Linked DNA regions of Homo sapiens: region 2 is linked to region 1. Evidence: chromatin loops called from intact Hi-C (ENCODE). Cell type or tissue: breast epithelium. All regions are shown on one strand. Each heading gives the region's core, and the rest is flanking DNA. Links, peaks and the distances in the headings are about the cores only. Region 1 overlaps RCBTB1 (RCC1 and BTB domain containing protein 1). Region 2 overlaps CAB39L (calcium binding protein 39 like).

What was found. Hi-C counts contacts between places; a loop is a spot of excess contacts. Peaks named below come from ENCODE experiments on the same cell type or tissue, not always from the same donor. Only the 100,000 strongest peaks of a DNase experiment are listed, where the experiment ranks them.
Region 2: it touches region 1 in a loop (9-fold over the local background); 2 of 110 quality-filtered maps call a loop at or near these places.

The regions. Positions count from the first base shown.
Region 1 is chr13:49,533,998-49,542,330 of GRCh38, forward strand. It overlaps RCBTB1 (RCC1 and BTB domain containing protein 1), which reads right to left. Exons shown (of 13, transcript NM_018191.4): 11 at 7,679-7,830; 12 at 6,879-7,009; 13 at 1-265. The coding sequence ends at 125. Among named protein-coding and RNA genes, the nearest start is that of PHF11, 42 kb to the left of the region's middle. In breast epithelium, for the core only: no CTCF peak of the experiment used is centred there; no DNase peak of the experiment used is centred there; H3K4me3 peaks cover 386 bases.
Region 2 is chr13:49,304,070-49,312,402 of GRCh38, forward strand. CAB39L (calcium binding protein 39 like) reads right to left here. Exons shown (of 11, transcript NM_001079670.3): 11 at 4,581-6,924. The coding sequence ends at 6,745. Among named protein-coding and RNA genes, the nearest start is that of CDADC1, 60 kb to the left of the region's middle. RefSeq lists an enhancer at 2,128-2,627. In breast epithelium, for the core only: a CTCF peak has its summit at 4,381; DNase peaks (open chromatin) are centred at 4,232 and 5,202; H3K4me3 peaks cover 864 bases; H3K27ac peaks cover 6,546 bases.

The DNA.
Region 1 (8,333 bases), core at 53-8,052:
AGATGTGGAAAAAAACAACCTGATGGTCTTTTACCTGCAGAATCACATCACCCGTAGAGCACAAACTGGACACATCCTCAACAGTGCCCCAGAGCACTCACACAGAACCCAGCAGCCTTGCGCTTCAGTTCTTAAAGGCTCCACATTTACTGGCTTTAGCAATGAATTCCTTTAGCAGAGGGCCATCCATTTGCCAAAATGCTGCAGTCTGTGTAACTTCTGTCAAATGATTGATGCAAAACTTAAAGCAGAATTCTTCTAAATCCTGGACACACAACAAAAATAAAAACAAAAATGGCTTTTTTAGGCAACTTTGATTGAATTACTTCTCTCTGAGCCCTTTACCCCAAATCTCTCACCCTCCCCCAGAAAAGATATTTGAGAGGCCAGATACCTAAAACTAGGCAAAAAGGTGACCACAGGTAGGTGTGAGAAAAACACATACTATTTATTCAACGCAGTAAAAGCAATGGTCCTCTAACTCAAAGTACGACTCTTCAAAACACACACGCGCGCGCACACACACACACACGCAAGATCTACAAGGGAAAGAATTTCCTGCACGATTATCACATAATCTAGTTATGCTCAAAGACATTGTTGTAAAAGGCAGAATGCCACTTTAGTCTGCAGAATGTGTTTTGTCACGTTCAAGACATCAGAGAAAAGAATTAAGATGTGGGTTAGTTTAAGAAACAGAAAGGTAATGAAGAGATATGGTCAACCTAAAGTGGCACATTAAAAAGAAAATCCCAGCCGGGCACGGTGGCTCACGCCTGTAATCCCAGCACTTTGGGAGGCCGAGGCGGGCGGATCACTTGAGGTCAGGAGTTCGAGACCAGCCTGGCCAACATAGGGAAACCCCGTCTCTAGTAAAACTACAAAAATTAGCCGGGCGTGGTGGTGGATGCCTGTAATCCCAGCTACTCAGGAGACTGAGACAGGAGAATCGTTTGAGCCTGGGAGGCAGAGGTTGCGGTGAGCCGAGATCGCACCACTGCACTCTAGCCTGGGTGACAGAGCAGAGGCTCTGAAAGAAAATCCCAAAAAATTCACCTTAAATTCACTTTTATGCTCTCCTAATAATGACTTTATTTTTAAAGCCATAAAGAATAATAACACTACAACTTCCACCACACTAATATCTCAGAACATCACCCCCACAGAAGTATATTTACACAGGTTAGTTTTCAGTCAAACAGAAGTCACCAACTACCAACATTCAGGGGAGTAACATCCACAAGGGGTAAACCAGAACCATTTCAAAATCAATCCCTGCCTATGCTAATCCACCCTTTCATCCCCTGCCAAACTTTAATATAGTCTGTCCCTTAGGATGTTGGAATATATATTTATTAAATCGATTAGGCACCTGGAATGCATACAAAGACTCAATATATAAAAGGAAATCACACTAAAAGCTCTTATCACAAATAGCTTGACTTTATTACAACTTGGTTAGCTGGTACATTGAAGGTCAGCACTCCGGGTTCTATCGAACCAGAAGCTCAACATTTCAACTGCAGGTTTTGACCGCACATTTCCAGCTACCACGAGGTGGGAATGTTAGACAGAGTGGAAGGGGCCCACACAAACATGGAGAGACCCCTTTTCTGCTCTCAGCACAGACCTCTGCAAACAATGATTTCCTTGTTCTAAGGGTCCTCCTGTCCCTGGCTAAAAGATGCCCTAGAGTAAACTCCAGAAACCCATCCAGTCACATAACCATTAAGAGATAAACCACAGGCCAGGCGTGGTGGCTCACGCCTGTAATCTCAGCACTTTGGGAGGCTGATGCGGGCAGATCACGAGGTCAGGAGTTTGAGACCAGCTTGACCAACATGGTGAAACCCCGTCTCTACTAAAAATACAAAAATTAGCCAGGTGTGGTGGCAAGCACCTGTAATCCCAGCTACTCAGGAAGCTGAGGCAGGAGAATCGCTTGAACCCAGGAGGCGGAGGTTGCAGTGAGCCGAGATCATGCCACTGCACTCCAGCCTGGGAGACAGGAGTGAAACTCCATCTCAAAAAAAAAAAAAAAGAACTTTTATACACAATATAGGTATAAAAATGGTGCCACTAATCACAATTCACTTTATACACTCATGAAAATGGTTCTATCAAACTGCCTTCCCTTCCCCTCCAATTAGTTTGAACTACTGAGGTATCTGGGTATGCAATAAATATTCAAAAGTTCCAAACATTAAAAGCCAAACTAGAGAATTCTGAAAACAATCTAAATCTGGGTTGTGTAAGTAACTAATTAAACCTTGGTTGAGGCAGATCTATGTAAAAGGAAGCCCTGAACGCATGTGGTGAGGGACGTTTGAATTTGCAAGTTCACCAGAGAGTCGCACAGTCAAGCTGAACCACTTAGCAACCAGTGCCCAGGGTTGGTTTGCCTTTGATGAGCAAGTTAGACAAACGCCCTTCCGACTTGACCTCTCTTTAGTATTATAAGAATCTACATAATCTGTTCCTTTCATTCTGCAAAGGATCAAATCTTCAATAACAGGCAAGAAAATGCAACTCCTGTCCAAGTGAGAAGTCAACTATAACAGGGCTGGTTATAGTTGACTTCTTACTTCTAACTGGGCTTTAAATAAAACAGTTCCAAGGAGGACCAGAAGGATCATGTGACCAGGAGATGAACAAAGTTCCCGACAGAATGAAAGTCCTCTTATAGCCCATGGAATAGGGAAGTGGAGAGTATAAAAACAGAAGGGTCTAATACAGTCTTCTTGGTATTAGAAACTAAACTCTGTTTATGACGTTATGTGGCAGAACAATTATAAAGTGTTCTAAGGCAAATGAGATAAAATACCAGATTTATTGTCATTAGCAAAGAAGACAAAAATAAAAACTGCTCTTCTGAAGTAATTTATAAATCATTCCAAATCTTTCAACATTGAAACTATTCCAATTCAATATATATACTCTGAAAATAAGCTGTTTTTCCTTTCCACAAATTTTCTTTAGTAACAAAACAAAACACAGAGCATTGATGGTCTTAATATCCTCATTTTAAAAAATGCTAATGCCGCCTCTAAGGGAGTTCTTACCCTGTCCTAAAACTCCAAAGCTAAACTAGTTGAATGTTAATAATTTGAAGACCACCTAACCAGGGTGAGCAGGTGCCTCGGCATCACAGCTCCCCACAAGACACATTCCAGATGACACAAGATCACGAACCACACCTAACTCTGTCCAACCTGTTGTTAAAGTAACTGCAAGACAAAACCCCAAAACTGTCAGTCTATAATTCATGTTATAGCACATCAAGTACAAAATATTCCAAATCAAAGAAGTTTTGTTTTGTTCTCAAAATGTACTTAAACATTCTACCATATGGAGAAAACATAATTTATCCCATTACGCAAAAAACATTTGTCAGCCTACTGCTGATCAAAGACTTTTCATTTGGCCCACCAAAAGAAGAAAAAAACGCTGGCCACCAAGCCTTAACACCAAGCTGTCCAATACTCATACCCCAGACCAACTTCAGAATTAGATTCCTGGGCTCACGTTTATCGCTTCCCTCCAAAAGCAAGATCGTAAGATATAAGTTGCTTAGCACACAGGATTTCTGGAAAGTTCTCTACTCTGGTTAAACAAATAATACTTCCCAGCTGTTTCTCTTAACGTTCAAATACACATAAAAATAAAAAATTTCCTGAAAAGAATCAGTTTGCATTGTGCAACTGATCTATCTTGAAACAATGTTTTATCCACATTTTCTCCCTGATGTCAATATTTATTCAGGTCTGTACCAAAGGAGTATCTGGGTGCTCCTTTGTGAAGTCCTTCTTAATAAAACTTGTGGACAGTTTCATAACACGTTCATAGCAAGGGATCCACAATCATCAACTTACTTTTGAAACTCCCTGTAACTACTGAGTCCATACATTTTTGTTGCTTTAATGTGTGTACATTTGCTTCAAAGCTATCTTGTCAAAACGGGGCATGGAGGAACCTCAGGTACTTTCGTAGAAAGACAAGAAACATTGGAAGCAGGTAGTCTCCATCTTCCTAGCATTTTGGCCCACAGCACGAAGGCAAAGTCATCTAGCATCCCCAAGTTGAGCTCTAAAAATAATAGTTTTTGCAGTCAATTTCTAACCTGACTCATCAGTAGCCTCCAATCAACTAATAAACACAGTAAGAGGGCTTTCTTTTTAAGAGATGGCAGTCTCACTATGTTGTCCAGGCTGGTCTCAAACTCCTAGCCTCAAGCAATCCTCCCACTTCAGCATCCTGAGTAGCTAGAATACAGGCATGAGCCACTGTGCCCAGCTATGGATTTTAATTTTGTACTCCAGAACTTCATTCATGTACTCACTGTATCTTGTAGCATTCAGGAAATAAAATGTAAAAGCACATTAGTCAATTACGTAACTTGTATTGTAACCTAAGAAATACACCCTAGAAAGAGGCCTGGCGCAGTGGCTCATGCCTATAATCCCAGCACTTTGGAAGGCTGAGGTGGGAGGGACACTTGAGCCCAGAAGTTCAAGACCAGCCTGGGCAACATAATGAAACCCTGTCTCTACAACAAATAAAAAATAAGAAATTAGCTGGGTGTGGTGGCACACATCCGTAGTCCCAGTTCCTGGACTGGGAAGGAAGGAGGACTACTTGAGCCCAGGAAGTTGAGGCTACAGTGAGCTGTGATCACACCACTGTGCTTCAGCCTGGGCAACAGAACAAGACCCTGTATCACCAGGAAAAAAAAATACATACAAATTATGAATATATATATATACACACACACACACATATATATATATGCCCTAGAAATAAAGAGGTGAGTCTTTCTTTTTGTCTTCTTTCTATTCTCTAATTTTTCTACGTTGAATCTGTAATATTTGTAGGATTTTAAGTTTTTTTTAACTTTTTTTTTTTTTTTGAGACAGAGTCTTGCTCTGTTGCCCAGGCTGGAGTGCAGTGGTACAACTTCTCCCTCCCAGATTCAAGCAATTCTCCTGCCTCAGCCTCCCGAATAGCTGGGATTACAGGTACGCACCACCACACCCAGCTAATTTTTGTATTTTTAGTAGAGACAGGGTTTCACCATGTTGGCCAGGCTGGTCTCAAACTCCTGATCTCAAGTGGCCCACCTTGGCCTCCCAAAGTGCCGGGATTACAGGCGTGATCTCCAAGCCTGGCCATTTTTTTTTTTTTAAGCACACCTTCATGGTGAGGTATTTCAAATGTTTTCACTCATTTATTTAATTCAACATGCATTTTTGAGCGCCAGCTCCATGCCCACACTGTGACAGACTCTGGGGAATCACACTTATTTGGAGTCTTTCTAAAGGAAGTTTTTATCATGTTTATACTTAATATGAGAAAAATGAAAACTAGTAAAGGAAATGACCTGCTGGCACAGGAAGCAGCAGCAGAGGCTTTTTCTGTAAACTTCCTAGGACAGATCTTAGCTAAAAGTGAGGAAGAAGTTTCCAGCAACTTGAGCCGAGACATCTGCCTCTGCCCAGGTTGTTCTCACTGGTGTTAGTCAGCAAGGTCTGATCCTGAGTATGGAACTCGTTAACAAGGAGGAGGAGCGTGGAGAGGCCCAGAGAGGATTCTAACATCCGTCACCAAATGGACAGAAAAGGCACTAACCCAATTTAAAATTATATCACCGGGTGGAAATAAAATCTAAAGAAACAGCTTTTCTAATAAAGAGGTTCAGGGTGTCACAGGAAGGACAGGAAAAAAATCATACCCCATTTTCTATTAGAAATGATTTACTTTGATCATCATTCCATCTGTTGTCGGGCTGCAGACAAAGTCAGCTACATTTGACCTTATCAAATATTTATAATCAGAATATAGCCTCAAACAAAAATAAGATACATTTTGAAAACATCGTGGTCAACTTTGATCCCTATGTGTGATGAAGTGTGTCCTCTTATACCTCAAAGGACACAGCTGCAGATCTTTGCAGGTGTTTGATAAACTCCTTGATACCAGATATTCTGCTTTGTCAAATGACAAAGTATCTGCAAGGATAGGCTAATTGTAACATTCTACATGCACAACTTAGCTAGATATTTTGAAACTCCAAGGCTATTGCTCTCTACCTTTTATTCTCTCTGAATCTGTGAAACCAACCATACCCGCCTTCAGCTCACTGATCATCCTTAATGCTTCCTTTAAGGTACTATCTTCATCCAGTTCAACATTTATCAGGTGCCTAATATGTGCCAGGCACTATAGGGTATACAGACGAATGAGACAGTTCCTGCTCACGAGGAGCTTACAGTCTGATGCTTTGGTTCTTCAAAAAAATGCACACAAACTTTCAGACTCCCCAAAGCCCATTAATTCACAGGCTCAACAGATCTGTGAATCTCAGATTAAGAACTCAACCCAGTGCAAAAACAAAAGGAGTCCACAGCAAGTTCTTAACAGGTAAATAACTGTGAGCTGTAATTAGACACTAATAGAATTGCAGAGCGTACACAGATACAAATCATACACATCCCCAGCTTATGACAGGGCAGAGGTGGAAAGACAGCAAGGTAAGTCTCGAAATAAACACATATGCTGACATTAAGAAAGACTTGAAACTAAAATATGCTGTTTGTTAGTCCAATTAGTTGTGGCACCTTATGTTCCAACCTGCAGCACAGCTGCTAGGACCTTGGTTCGTTTCCTGTCTTACTTAGAAATGAAAGTAGAGGAACAACGACTTTTGAAACAATGAACAGGGAATTAAGAAGCAAGGGCAGATTTCAGTTTTCAATGGGTTCACTGATTCCCTAAACAGAAGTGGAGTGACTCATCGTTTTCCATGCCTCACGCAAGAAGCGGGGGAGACGAGCACAAAGGGAGTTAAAGGTGGTCTGGTTTCTGTTTGTTGTTTAAGTTACCTCTGCATCATATCTGACTGCAGCAGAGAATAGCGAAAAGGCATTCTCCACAGTAATTCCTCTCTTGATAATGTGCTGACAAAGTTTTTTCAGTCTGTTTTCACAGTAAGATGTCGCCAAATCCAGAAGACCTAAAAGTAAAATATGTGAAAGGTTTAATCAAATGTATAATAATTTCCAATACACAGAGATTTTGTTTTGGTGAACAGAGGTGTACAGGTAAATTAGAAGTTTCTTAGTGGATAAGATTCTGAATTTGAGTAAATAAATTCTCTTTTTTACTGTCTGCCTCCTCCACTTCCACACCTCTCCTATATTTACTTTATACAATTTCTTCAATAGTGCAAAGAAAGAGCAAAAAATGCAATTTCAATCCTCATTTTGTTTCTAAAACGCTAAATGCATTAGCAACTTATACTTCACTACTAGAAAATTAAAATAAGCCCATAGCTTAATACCTAGGTGATGGGTTGACAGGTACAGCAAACCACCATGGCACACGTTTACCTATGTAACAAGCCTACACATCCTGCACGTGTACCCCAGAACTTAAAAATAAATTAAAAAAAAAAAAGTCCTTCAGTAACATTAGAACAAAAAAGCCTATGGTCATAAACTAGGTCCAAAACTATTAACCATAATAACTACACAATACTACTTTTAAAGATACTTACTTCAAATCTTTTTTAAGCACCAAATTAAAGCCAATACACCTGAAGCTTTTTACATTTCAGGACTAAGAATATGAGGGGATATATTCTCCACCATGCGGCTCGTCCATCCCAATGCTACCACAGTACCTATAGCATCTTCTGGCGGCAGGTCGACTGTGTCTGTGTAGAGGTACTGGAGAAAGGCACGATACACTGGGTAAGAAAACTGATCGATTTCTATCACTTCCTTCATGTCTTCATTCCAATACGACTGGAACATGGATCGAAAATGCTCACACCTAAAACAGCAAAGCAAAAGTCTTATTTGTTCAGCAGCAATTTTTAAAAAAGAAAAAAAAATTACCTAATTAAGTTGATAAAATCAGATAAACAGAAGTATCCTTGGGCCGGGCGTGGTGGCTCATGCCTGTAATCCCAGCACTTTGGGAGGCCAAGCGGGTAGATCACCTGAGATCAGGAGTTCGAGACCAGCCTGACCAACATGGATAAACCCCGTCTCTACTAAAAATACAAAATTAGCTGGGCATGGTGGTGCATGCCTATAATCCCAGCTACTCAGGAGGCTGAGGCAGGAGAATCGCTTGAACCCGGGAGGTGGAGGTTGTGGCGAGCCGAGATTGCGCTTCTGCACTCTAGCCTGGCAACAAGAGCAAAACTCCGTCTCAAAAAAAAAAAAAAAGTAAGTATATTAACTACTATCTGGGCCTGAACACACCAGGATCACAGACCTTTAGTTAGCACCCAAAAAACATTCCACATGCAAGTGGTTTTTGTACATGCC
Region 2 (8,333 bases), core at 71-8,070, 230 kb before region 1:
ACCCTTTGTCCTGATGGCACTTTATAAAAACACTGTCAGCCTGGTCTCTGGGATAACAGGGTTACAAGCCTCTGGATGACTAATTGGCCCTCAGAACTAACTGGATCAAATACAAACTTTGGGATGATATTGCGTGCCCCCAGGCCAGGTGGAGACCTAGACTGAGCATGGACACTGCCATGGAGAAAGGACATGGGAACCGTGGGGTCCCCCTGCTGCCCAGCCACCCCCACACCTCGGGTTGAGGTGGGATGTAGGTTACAGATAAGGTTAAAATACAAATGGAGGCAGGTGAAAAGTTGGGTGGGTCCGGAGGTTTGAATCGCAGCAAGGAATGGATCGCTTCCTCTTCACCCAGACCTCAGCTGCTCCCTAAATCTCAGTGACCGCCAAATCGGTGCCTCTGGCCCACGTCTTTCTTGAGCCCCAGACTCATTTGTCCAACGGCTGCCTGGACATCCCCACGCCACGTCTCCAGGCACAGGACACTCGTGTGCCTCTGCCCCCCATCCCGGGCTCCCTGTCTTGGCTGAGCACATCCCCTTCTACTCAGGTCACCCACGCCACAGGCCCATGTCCTCCAGAAATGGTTCAGCTATGCCTGGTCAATAGTAAATCCTAAGTATCTCCCAAGTTCTATGGCTGCTGCCTCTGGGCTCTGGGTTTGAATCCTGCACCACCATCTGCTCACTGTATAATTGGGTGAGCAACCCTCTCAGTCCCTGTTTCCATGCCTGTAATATTGGGATTGTGAAAGATGTCATAATCAGAATGGAGCCACTTTTGTTAAAAACAAATCCTGACAAATAGAGCCAAGGGAAGGCCATGAAGAGAAATATTCGCATGCATAAATGCCTAATAACAAAAACTACCACGGCAGACTATGAAAACTGCAACCTTGCACAAAAAATGCTTCTAGGAGGACAGCTGCCCAGTAACTACCTGTCCAGCCTTGGACTGGTGTCCCTCTTGCAATTAACCCTTGCAGCCAAGGATCATTACTTCAAAGCAACAATACAGTCCTCACTTTCCTTCACCTTTGCCTTCCTTCATCTCCCTGAAGGCACACGTGCTTTTTACTCTGGCAGGCATACTCCCTGGCAGTGCCCTATTCCTGAGTAAACATCACTTTCTTTGAGAGCCACTCTCTGGTTATTTAGGTTGACAGGATAATCACAGTACGCACCTCATAAGGTTTCTGAAGACTGATGTTAATACTCTAAAGCATCTGGAGGGGGACTGCCAGCAGCACCGAGTTCGCACTCGCTGTTACCAGCTGGCGCTCATCATCCCACCCTCCCTCATTGTTCCCCCTCCAGGCCCGGCTCCAGAGCTCTCCCCCACCAGACACACAGGTGTTCAGGTCACTTCCTGAATAAAGGCCAGCCGCCTTAATGATGGCGTCAGACCCTTAGCTGGGCATTTAAGGCTCCCTCCCGGCCCTCTCACATCCCCACATGCCCCGGACAAAGCGCACACGCCTCGTCATTTTCCAGCCATGCTTCGTGCCCACGGCCCTCCCTGCAGCGGGAATCTCTCGCTCTGGTGACGGGGCTAATGTGGGCGCCGAATCTGAGCCCGGCATGTCACCTACTTTACCTCGTTGGTTCCCACAACAATCCTGTGAGGCAGGTCCTCTTTTGGCCTGTTTCCTGGAAGCTCGGTGATTCTCAAGAGGGAACAGCTAGCCGTGGAGCCAGGATTTCAGTCCAGGTGTGGCCTATCCCAAAGTCCAGGTGGTTCTAGTTAATCCACACAAACCTCTCATGAGTAGATGACATTTCAAAGGAAAAAGGGACCTGACGTCTCCGAGATGGGAAAGGATGGTAGCAGGGTGTATGTCAGCATCTCCCCAGGGCAGAACACATCTGGCGGCATCTGCAATGTCTGTTTTGCTAAGCATGAGCGTGTTTCCACAATTCCCTCTCTGGCAGGTGATGAATTAGAGTTGGTCCCAAGAGCACATCGTGTCAGCTGTGAGGGGAGGTGAACTGGGGCGGGCCCCGTGTGGTCACAGCTGGCTGGCGTTGTCAGAGACCTCTGGCTCCCCTTGTTGTCAGGGTTCCCCATTCCCTGCACCTCCCCCTTCAGCTTCACCACTGTGGGCCCAGTGTGGGGGGCTCTGCACTGAAGGGTGCCTGCCCTTCTGTAGGTCCGCCATGTCCTCAGGGTCGGCAGAGGGATCTGCCCTTCCCCCCGGGCTCCTCACCTCCTGTCTATCCTCCCTTCTCTGCTGACTCGGCCCCAGTGCCAGCTGCAGGGGACAGACTTACAAAGGCCTCTGATTCCCCTGCCCCACGAGCTCCACCACCACAGGAGGCCTACAGTAACCCCGGTGTGTCACTCGGGGTCCTGTCCCAGGATCCATCCCTAACCAGCAAGGAGAATGAATTCAACAGATGTTAAATGAACAAATAAATGAGTAGTTGAATACATATTTTTGCTTTACAGCTTTAAATATCAGAACTAAAACTAAAAGTGATCTTATTTTTTCCAACCTTCCCTAAAGGATAAATTATCAATGTATATTGCAACATATTCTCCAAAGGGACCCTATGATCACAGTATTTTAAAGTAACACAGATGGCTCTCAGTGGAGTGATTAAATTGCATCTATGTTACATTGGTTGATGGTAAAGGGGTTGCGGCTTTTTGTGTGTTTTGATGGCGACTTTATTTTAGGGTATTGTAACTGCACATGCTCCTCCATGAGGAGGAAGTGATGAGGGAAGGCGGGGACCCTGGCAGGTATTGGATGTGCATCCACCATGAACTTCAGCCTCTGTAGCCCCATGGTGCTGGGGCCACTGGGAAATGGTGGAATGGCTGGCTGAGTGGCAATCGCTCCTGTCAGGAAATCTAAGCTAATGTTATGTCCAACTGAAAAAGAAAGCCAAGAAAACAAAACAGGTGCAGAATTGCAATCTGAAAAAATTTTTTAACACTTTAATTATTTAATTTTATTTTCTACAGATGAAGTCTCGCTACGTTGCCTAGGCTTGTCTCAAACTCCTGGGCTCAAGCAATCCTGATCCCCCAACTCTGCCATACCCGCCCCCCATCCCCAGCCCACCCCCATCTCCACCTCCCAAAGTGCTGGGATTAGAGGCATAAGCCACTGCCACCGCTGCAATCTGAAATTAATGCCTATGTCAAGTTGAAGGACTGCTCAAAATATTGGAGAGGTTCAAGACTGAATGTCCCTACGCTATACAGAGGTCTAATTAGATCTTCCAAACATCAGACAACCAAGTGAAGTTAAGTTACCTACCCCCTTGAATGAATCTAGCTTTTGAAATCTTTCCGCTGAGTTATCCTTTAGCGCTGGTATCCAGAATTCCTTTTTCCGTGGGGGCTGGGAGGAGATGAAGTTATCTGTCCTGGGACAGAGAGCTGAAGAATAGGCCGAGGGGCCTGAATTCACAGCCTGGTTTCCAAAGACATGGACCTTGGGGTCAGCCCTGGCCCTAAATCCTGGCTCTGTGGCCAGCTGTCTGATCTGGAGGGAGTTACTCACCCTCTCTGTGGTCCAAGTTTCCCTCCATCAGGTGGAGACTCGAGTGAGATGTCTGTGCAGGCTTAGTGCAGACCAGACCGAACACTCAGCTTTTCTCTGCTTATTATGGCAGCTACATAACAGCAGTTTCCATGTTTCAAAAACAAAATCACACCTTGTTTACATCCATCTTCAATCTTTTCAATCTTTTTATGTAGACTAAGTCTAGCTTTTCAGGGTATCCCAATAGTATATGTTTCAGACCTTTATCTAACTGTGAGCCCCCAATACAATATCCAAAACCTTTCTGAAAGAACACTCATGAAGAGATGGTGTTCATTCATGCCACATGTATAATATTCTTTTGGATAAAATGGCAAAACAAGTAAAAGACATAAAATCGTAATGTCCTCTAATACAACAGGCCAGCAAGATTTGTAAATCTGTTTTGAAACAACTATCTTTTGACATTAAAAACGATTCCAGGAATCTTTGAATTTCATTTTCCTTCACATTGTTACAATCACTTTCAGTCTTATATAATTTCTAGACTGTGCTATGGCTCACAGCAGCTGTGTCTCATGGGAAATGCAGACAAACCAGTCTGGCTGGTGAGGGGGGCTGTGGAAAGCTCACAGCCCCTCCTTGGACAGCCACATTGCTCCCCCAGAGCCATCAAAGGAGGTCCGCCTATGAGGCTGAGGGTCTGGGACATTTCCAAGGGGAGGGTGCTCCTGAGTGTTTTCTCCAGGAGCAATCCTAACTTCTGGGCAGATGCCTGGCTCTGGCCAAGAGCCTCGTCCAAGAACATTATGATCTCAGTCCCTACTGGCCTAACGCTAGGACGCTTCCAGCTGGGGAACCTCCCAGGCAGCAGTGGGGGAGAGTTCCACATGGTTTCTGATGCCCTGGACCATCCCTAGTTCACAGCCTTGACGATGGGACGGGTGCAGGGTCACTGGTTGGTGGGGCATACAGGAAGGTGTGCTGGGGCCCTGGGGCAGCATAAGGCTTTCCCTGCCTGGAACGGTGGCAAGAACAAACACAGCCACACACATGCAATGGAATGAAACCAACCAAGAAGTGTGTGGTACCTTTTATTTAGTCAGTCTTCATTTAAATGTGTGCTTTTGAAATCACTAAATATGACCTTTTCAGAATTCAATTCTCACAGTATTTACAGTGAACTTTGTGCAAACAAATCCCCCTTTGTGCAAAGGGGGAGCTTCCTGCTCCCCCTTTCACATTAATAACTTACAAATTCAGATCACAACAAAACCCCAGACTCTAGTTTTCTGTTTGAAAGGTACTGAGCTGGGATAATGGGTTGCTAGGAAAGAGCTAATGCAAGCCCAAAGGAAATAAAATGTTTTCTTTATCAGAAAAGAATAATAACAAGGCCTCACTCTCCAAAGGAAAACAGACGTCCCAAGATGTTGTGGAACAGTATTAAGTAACCAAATACAATTCCAATGGTTATTTCACCTTCATTTTTTATACTTACACTCATCTCTTTTAATTAAATAAGCGAAACCAGAAAAGTGCAATTCGAAGGGACTCTGAACTGTCAGGGAACGTTATAAAAATAATCTGACGTCAGTGACTAAAGAGTACGGGTCATCAGGCTGCCGGCCGGCCTCCTGCAAGGGCACTGGCCAGGGAGGCCACAGCTGCCAAAGCGGGGAGGTGCGCCAGGCCCCACATCACCTGCCTCGGGGTCCATGCCAGGCAAGAAAGAAACACACACCTGGGCCTAGCCAAGGGTGGTGCCCTGCCAGGTAACTCTTCAGGTACAAAATCTACAAAGGGGATCAGTCCTGGAGAACACATTTCTCTTCCCCTCTCTAGGCAGAGAAATACCTGGCTGAAGAAAAACTACACAACACTCAAGTAATGTATAAGGGAGGGTTCCTGTGGAAGGCAACGATTCATGATTTAGAAACTGAAGTGTAAAAAATACAGATCAACAATTGTGCCTTTCATTCTTGTAAAATATCGCTTTAAAATCCCGTTTTAGATGGTTGATGTCTGAAACGAAACCACGGCCTTTTAAAATATTTTTGATTCCAAGCCTTTTTATAAGGAAGAGGAATTAACACCTCAATCATCCTAGTCACAAGAGACTATTCAGGACCAAAACTGTATAGGCTTTCTATGTGTTCACTAAAGACTGTGATGGGCAATTATAGAATGACAGCTTATTAGAAAAAAATTGCTTTTATCAACATCTGATACAATGGCTCTGAAAAAAATTTATTGATGGATCTGAGAATTTTTTCACACATGAATCATTTCTCCTTCCAATGGTTATTGATACTGATAGAAGTTCCCCGCTGAGACTCCCTGGACCCATGGTTTGTGCCTGCTGGGCATCCCACTATGCTGATTCCTACTCTAAAAGACACTTACAGCAGAAAGCATTCACCCATGACCATTATGAAGGAAATATTCTGTCCCTCACTCACCCTCTGGAAGCTAATATGGAGCAGCAGTCACTCTATCCAGAGCCACATGTTCACAGTTCTCTAGCAAGCAGGTCACACCCCGTGGGTCCCCTATTCCCCGTGACCCTTGTTGATCCATCCTCTTCCTGCTCAGTTGCTCCCCTGCTCACCTGGACTGCGGGAGGCATGGGTGCGCCCACTGAGGCCATGCTGAGGAGCTGGGATGGAATGCAGGACAGGGAGAGAGGGGAGACTGAGCTGAGAGGGAGCACTGGATCCTGGGAGGTGTGGATGCACTGATTACAGTCCAAAGACATTGGCAGCAACAAAGGACACACAATGACTGAAAACATTAACGTTACCTTCTGGGATCTCTCAGTGCCCTGAGCGATCTGTGTGTCTACCTACAGATGGGCAAAGCATTTTTGCACCCTGGCCCCATTCCCAGTTCTCCCCTGAGAACTCAGTCCTCCTTGAAGACTTGGTGATGCCTGTCAATTGAGCTCCCATTTAGCGGCTCATTGTGCCCAGGGGCTCACATCTGCAAGTTAAAATTGCTTTTATCAACATCTGATACAATGGTTCTCATTTCACATAAATAATCACAGACTTGACTAAAATGAATATATTATTCTAGGTTAATTTTTTTCCATTCAAATGTTTATACTCCATCTACCCAGAACAATTACAGCAGAAAAAATAGGCACCTCCAAAGTCTTCCCAAGAATGATGACTTTCTGAAATGACACACTGTACAAACTGGACAAATGAGACGACTGACTGTGACAGGGGCCGGGGAGCTCTTCAAGGGGCCGTTTTCTTCAAGTCTCGGATCTGTTTAATCAAGTAGTTCTTCTCGTCAGCGAACTGCTCATCATCCGTCCTTTCTTTTTGGAAGCTGCTCAGAAACTCAATGAGTTTGGGCTGATTTTTTAACAGGATCTCCACAATAGGCTGTGTTTTGTGAGGACTGGCCACAAACACCTGAAACAAAAAGAAACAAATACTTAGGAGTGCAAGCCAGGGACCTCACCCACGCTACAGCAGTGCAGGCCAGGGACCTCACCCACACTACTCGCGTTTCATGCGTGACTGATATTATTAATGCGTAGAAGCCCCTGACTCTAATTCTCAGTGAGGGTGATCAATACAGTCACACACCACATAACGACATTTCAGTCAACAACAGACCATGTATACGACTGTAATCCCATAGCACCATAATGGAGCTGAAAAATTCCCATTGCCTTGTGATATCGTAGGTCAGTGCATTTACTCATGTGTCTGTGGTGATGCTGGTGTAAACAAACCTACTGCCCGGCCAGCTGCATAAAATTCAAGCCCGTACAATTATGCACAGTGCATAATACTTGATAATCAACGACGATGGTACTGGTTTACGTATTTACTATACTATACGTCTAATCATTATTTTAGAGTATATGCCTTCTACTTAGTAAACAAAAAGTTAACTGTAAAACAGCCTCAGGCAGGTCCCTCAGGAGGTATCCAGAAGAAGGCACTGTTATCGTAGGAGGTGACACCTCCATGGGTGTTATGGCCCCTGCAGACTTTCCAGGGGGACAAGATGTGGAGGTGGAAGCAGTGATACTGATGATCCTGACCCTGTGTAGGCCGAGGCTAATGTGAGTGTTTATGTCTTAGTTTTTAACAAAGAAGTTTAAAAAGTAAAAAATAAAAAACTTTAAGCACAGAAAAAGCTTATAGAATAAGGATATAAAGAAAGAAAATGTTTTTGTACAGCTGTATAATGTGTTTGTTTTAAGCTGTGTTATTGCAAAAGAGTAAAAAAGTTTTAAAAAATTAAAAAATAAACTTTTTATAAAAGTAAAAAGTTACAGTAAGCTAAGGTTATTTTTATGTATGTATTTATTTATTTTTGAGACAGGGTCTCGCTCTGTCACCCAGGCTGACGTGCAGTGGCACTATCAGAGCTCACTGCAGACTGGAACTCCTGGGCTCAAGCGATCCTCCCGCCTCAGCTTCCCCAGTGGCTAGGACTACAAGTGCATGCCACTGCACCTGGCTAATTTAAAAAGTTTTTCGTAGAGGCAGGCCTGACTATGACTGCCAAGGCTGGTCTCGAATTCCTGGTTTCAAACAATCCTTCCACCTTGGCCTCCCAAAGCTGTGGGATTACAGGCATGAGCCACCATGCCTGGCCCTAAGGTTAACTTATTATTAAAACAAGAAAAAAAATTTTTTAAATCAATTTAGTGTAGTCTAAGCAGTGTTTATGAAGTCTACAGTAGTGTACGGTAATGTCCTAGGCCTTCGCATTCACTCACCATTCAATCCCTGACTCCCCCAGAGCAACTGCCAGTCCTGTAAGCTCCATTTATGGTAAGTTCCCTATACAGGTGTACCATTTT